2 separate regions of the Homo sapiens genome follow, and region 1 is linked to region 2. A link is an interaction called in ENCODE POLR2A ChIA-PET data of the cell type or tissue named here. Cell type or tissue: PC-9. All regions are shown on one strand. Each heading gives the region's core, and the rest is flanking DNA. Links, peaks and the distances in the headings are about the cores only.

Region 1 (2,923 bases), core at 117-2,616, 93 kb after region 2:
ACCTGTTTAGTAAACATTTCAAAAGTGAGAAGAGAGACAATGAGGGGAAGAAATAATCTAAGAAGTAGAAGTTGTAATAGTATCAAAGTCTTCAGAGTAAATACCGAGTTGGATAAATGAAAAAGAAAAGCTGAATGCTGACAAATCAACTTTACTTAGAAATGTGGCAATAAACAACAGATCTAAACACAAAAAGGTCAAAAATAGTTATCTCCTGGGAATGGGACTGGAGATCAGAGAAACTGATGGAAGACTTCCTTTTTACTTAGATATATTCTAAAATGTATGACATTTTAAAAAAATGATGACTAATTCTGGAGAAAAGTTTTACAGAGATGTAATACTTAAGTTGCATTTTAATGGATAGTTAAGCTTTTTCCCCCTTGGGCATAAAAAAGGGTGGTTATTCTAAGCAGAGGGATTGGGAAGAGGCATGGGCATAGGGCATGGCCTATTTTAGAAATGGCAAAGCATTCTGTAGATTGTAGCATCCACGTGAGGGGAGAAGGGGTAGGAAGGAAATGAGACATCTGAGTGAAGTGGGGGCCTGAGCATAAAGGGTCTTGGAAGCTCTGAAGTTTTTGTACAAGCTTTTTCATTTGAGAGCCTGGGAGATGGGTCTGTATTACCCAAAACAGGGGATACTGGAGGCAAAGTAATCTCAAGAGGACACAATGAAAAAGTAATTCTTCAAATATTTAGAAAGAAGAGTCTGTAAAGTGCATGAATAAGTTCCCTGACTTCTTCAGTATGCAGCATACTGAATATATGACTATTACGCTTGGTAGGGGAACTCAGTAAATATTTGCCGATTACTTTGGCACACTATTACCTTGAAAAGATTCAGTAAGATGATTTATCTGAAAACCTCCACTTGTGCTATGCCTTCTAAAGAAAAGAGCTTTTACAAATTTCAGGTCTCAGTGTGTTTTGTAAAACATTGCCCTCATTCTTATTCAGCCCAGACCATCATTCTTGGCATTCTCAAAAATATATACAGGTCATTTTAACCTTGTATGTGATGGATAAACATTCACATCACAGCAGCCAAAAATAATACCCATTTTGATCCTTGTAAATTCTGGGCCAGTTGATGGGCCCTTCAGACTACTGACAACTTTAGATCTTCTCTCTTCTCTGGAAGGGGAACAAGGGGTGGGCTTGTGTTTTTAACCACCCCATCACCTTTAAGTAGGATATGAGTTTACAGAATGGTTTCCTTTATGTGAAAGGTTCTAGGTTTGCTGAGTTTTTCAGTGTGGAAGGAAAGTTCACAATGTAAAATGGTACTAGAAATGTGTGCTAATTTTTCATGTTTTACAAGGGTAAGAGGCAGAAATATGGATCCTTTTCTTGATTTGTAATTAAAGTAGATTCATGGTCCTACTTTCTTATCTAAATAACTGAGGGGTCAAATGTTAATAAGCAGAGATGCCGAGTATTCCAAATAAGGCAAAATGCTGGTCCAGTTGCACTACAATTATTGATACCTGACTCTTACCGAGGGAACTAGATGTCTTTTGATAGCTGGGCCAGCTGCCATCCAGATTCACACAGAGCAAGAGGTAACTGAGGACATCTCTGGACAGACGTCTATTATCACACCTCTTCAATGACCCAAGATCTACAAGCAAACCTTGTATCATATATCTTTTCTTTCCTTATGAGTTGAATTACATGACCCCCCCTAAAACAAAAAAAAAGATATGTTGAAGTCTTAAGCCCTAGTACCTCAGAATGTGACCTTCTATGGAAATTGGGTCATTGCTGATGTAATTAGTGAAAATGAAGTCATATTGGAATAGGCTGGGCTCTTGATTCAACATGACTGATGTTCTTCTAAGACAGCCATGTGAAGACACAGAAACATGGGGAGAAGCCCAAGCGAAGATGAAGGCAGAGACTGGATGATGCTGTCACAAGCCAAGGAATGCCAGAGGCTAACAGGAGCTGGAAGAGGCAAAGAAGGACCTTCCCCTAGAGGCTTCAGAGAGAGGATATCTGAACAGACATCTTGATTTCACACTTCTAGCCTCCAGAACTGTGGGAGAACAGATTTCTGTGGTTTTAAAGCACCCAGTTTGTGGCACTTTGTTACAATAGCCCTAGGAAACTAATACACCTTTCTTGATCCCTAAATATAGATAAACTGGAATGTAGAATTAACCATTTGGTTAAATTCAGCAATGTCATTATATATTAAAATAATTCTCAATATTTTTCAATATTTTCAATACTTTTATCAATAGTTTTTTTTGCAGATGTTATACTTAAGGGTTACATAATTCTTGCTTTATGGACACAGTAATTTATTTTAGAATTTCTCTGTTCAATATTTAACTTGCTCATATTTCATTATTTTTTCTTTTCTGTTCTTGTATTCTAAATACAGTTAGACTGAATATATTGATATGTTAATATTTGTCCACTTCCTTGACTAGTATTTTAGAATAAGTAAATAGAAATGGAGTTACAGGCTCATAGGACATGACATTTTGAAATATTCCTAGTATATGTTATCAAATTGCTTCCCATGGATGTTGTAGCAATTTGTTGCTTGAACTGACATATTAAAAAGGGTCTTTTCCAGAACTGTATCCTAGCAAGAGGGTAGATCCTAAGTATTCTCACACCACACACACAAATGGTGACTGAGCTGAAAAATACGCTAATTTGCTTGATTGTGGTGGTAGTCACCTCACGATGAATATGTATATAAAAACATCACATCTTACACCTTAAATATACACAATTTTTATTTGTTAATTATGCTTCAATCAAGCTGGGAAGGAGGAAGTATTCTCCGCTAATGTGACTAGTGTGGGATTTGTTGCTTTAATTTTCATTACCTTGAATACTAATATGAAACCTTTTTGCCCCATAATGTTTATTAATGCTTAGTACGTATTCTGTGACACTTCTG
Region 2 (2,923 bases), core at 326-2,825:
CACAGTGACTTGTCATGGTAAGGTCATTAATAAATGTTTACTGATTGAATACATGAATGAAAGAGTGAGTGAATGATTCAGTGAATCAGTTGAAGATGCCACCTGCTCTCTGGCAGGCCTCATCTATGAAGCCTTTTCCTGAGCACTCCACTACTTGTCAAAAAACTAGAGCATTTGAAATATGTGCCACATGGTCCCATGAGTTAATATACTCATATTTTGCTCTTTGAAATTAACTAGTTGAAGTATCTCCTCACTTAGTTTGGGTGTGCTTTCAAAACTATCCATTTGTTTCTACATTTGTTACTGGCCAGCTACCATGAGGCATATTGTTGAGCCCTGAGATAATATATTGACTACAGCATGGACTTTGCCTTTGAAAAACTTCTTTCCTGGGGCATGCTTAAAAAAATGTGTATACCTTGAATTATTAAATACGGATCAATGTTTGTGATTATGGTTATTCTGAAAGCATAGCCTTAAACACTGTTTGAAATTTGGAAAAGGAAAAAGATAGACAAGCAAGTCTGCTATAATCTTGATTAATAAATTTCGATCATGTACTGAAACTCAGTATTTTTAATTTTACCAATTATCAACAGAAATGTATAGTTTCCAGAATCATTTTGGGGACAAGATGCAAATCTTAACAAACAATTTACTCCGAAAGAAATGGACTATGAGTTAGGCTGATGTGAGTTGTTGGCTTTTATTTCTGCCCTAGTTATCTGATGCAGATATCCTAGTGGATGATTTATTATGATGCTTGAGTCCTGAGGCTCTTACACTAAGGGTTGAATAATTAGTGAGGAAATGTTTTTCAAATATATTCTGATTCAGACAATTTAACTATGTGTGTCTTTGTGGGCATATATATTTGTGCTCTGAGTTGTATGAGAAAGTTCCAGCACTTTTCCCTTTTCTCTAAAAAGCTTTTTAGACAAATTAATATTGAAAACCACAAAAATGGATGAAATGTATTTTCTTCATCTTTTCACTAATCTTTCTAACATAGGATTATGTTAGAATAATCACCCCCCTTTTTTCTCCATCAGGTTTTTCCCCTGGCTTCATGAGATTTAGAACTCTTTCTTAAGATTACTATAGTGTTAAGAGTTCTGGTTGAGCTGGGCGCGGTGGCTCACGCCTGTAATCCCAGCACTTTGGGAGGCCGAGGCGGGCGGATCACGAGGTCAGGAGATAGAGACCATCCTGGCTAACACGGTGAAACCCCGTCTCTACTAATAATACAACAAAATTAGCGGGGCGTGGTGGCGGGCACCTGCAGTCCCAGCTACTCGGGAGGCTGAGGCAGGAGAATGGCGTGAACGCAGGAGGCGGAGCTTGCAGTGAGCCGAGATAGCGCCACTGCACTCCAGCCTGGGTGACAGAGCGAGACTCTGCCTCAAAAAAAAAAAAAAAAAAAAAAAAGAAAGAGTTCTGGTTGAGGGGAAAGGTGAATATTCAGAGCACAGGCCTGTTCCCATCAAGCACATCCTGCAGTAATAGCCCAGCTAGCTTCATCTGCTACAGTGATGCTCCTCCTATTTGCCTCTGATTTAGGTTTCTGTGAGTGAGGTCCTCTTAGTGACCATATAAGTCAAAGAGGAAAAACTCGATATCCGGTGAAGTCAGTTTGTGCAAGTACAACAAAGTGAAGACACACAGTGCCTAGTGTCTGGTTTCTCTGGAGCTCAGGAACTAGGTGTGTCCCAGCTGTGACTCATGAACATGGCATTTGTTACGTTAACCTAAGGAGACTACAGACTTTATTTGCTGTCCTTGTAGCACCTTTTGTCAGCAGAAAACCCAGACTGGCAAACAGAACTGTATGATTCTGAGTTTGAAGGAGGCAATCTCTAAATCAAAAGGCCAGAACCTATGTTCATCGTGGTGTACCTGCTCTGTTGTAAAACAAGGAGGAATAATTTTCTGTTTATTACTCATAAGACCTGGACTTAGGGATGCTGAGCTCATCAATAGAGAATGAAGCCCAAATCAATAATTATCTTCTATTGCAAAGTATTATTTCCTCCATACTGGTCTTTCTCTGGTGAAGGATTCAGTGAGTATTTGCGCTTTGAGCTGTTACTATATAATTATCACACAGATAAGGTCAGTAGGTAAAAGCTGAGCACTTCAAATAACTAACTGAGGCTTCATCTCTCTCCTTTGTGCCTCCAACAAAGGATGTGGTTAGGAAATACAGGGAAGGAACCCCTCCCCACAGGCTGGTAGGTTATCTCATTGCTTTGAGGGGGCCCTGCCTTCTGCTGCCTTCTTAGTTTGTATTACCCCTAGGGGCAAGGCCTCTAAAGTGAGTAGGTCTATCACTTTCTGGGTGGTAGGAGTCCTGCCAGCTCATGGTGGGAGACTCACAGATGAGGAGGGACCTTGTCAACACCCTGGGGGTGGAACAAGACCTCACTCATTAAGCCTTTGTTTCAGAAGCTAAGCATCTAATTAGGATTTTTCTGGTGGAATTACAAGCATTTCTTTTTTAAGTGGTTTAAGACAAAGGACTGGGAATGGGGTAACAATATGACAATTTTTAAACATATAGTAGCTGCTGAGACTCAGAAGAGAGGAATAGACTCCCAGCAGGAAGAATTACTAAGCCCTGGATGTTAAGACTAAAGAAAATTGTGAGATTTTATTCCCTGGCTGTCTTAAAAAATATGATGCGTCATTATTTCTCTGCCATTTGCAAAATAAAGCCAGCCTGAAGGAAACGCACAAGGGATGGTTTCTTCATTCACTCAGAAGACACCTGCCGTGAGACAGGCAGTGTGCAAGATTGGTCTGGGGAATGCAAAGATAAATTGGATCCAGCCCTTACCCCTCACATGGCTTCTATTCTACCTACCAGGGAATCCAGTGACCATTTATTGAGGTTCCTTGGTATTATTTAAAAAAATACGTG

What was found. ChIA-PET counts read pairs that join two places held together with the same protein. Peaks named below come from ENCODE experiments on the same cell type or tissue, not always from the same donor. Only the 100,000 strongest peaks of a DNase experiment are listed, where the experiment ranks them.
Region 1: POLR2A ChIA-PET joins it to region 2 with 14 read pairs; 3 of 35 experiments call an interaction of 5 or more read pairs at or near these places.

Annotation. Positions count from the first base shown.
Region 1 is chr6:12,415,396-12,418,318 of GRCh38, forward strand. No RefSeq gene overlaps it. Among named protein-coding and RNA genes, the nearest start is that of EDN1, 130 kb to the left of the region's middle. In PC-9, for the core only: no CTCF peak of the experiment used is centred there; no DNase peak of the experiment used is centred there.
Region 2 is chr6:12,322,649-12,325,571 of GRCh38, forward strand. No RefSeq gene overlaps it. Among named protein-coding and RNA genes, the nearest start is that of EDN1, 34 kb to the left of the region's middle. In PC-9, for the core only: no CTCF peak of the experiment used is centred there; DNase peaks (open chromatin) are centred at 1,653 and 2,213; H3K4me3 peaks cover 1,511 bases; H3K27ac peaks cover 2,500 bases.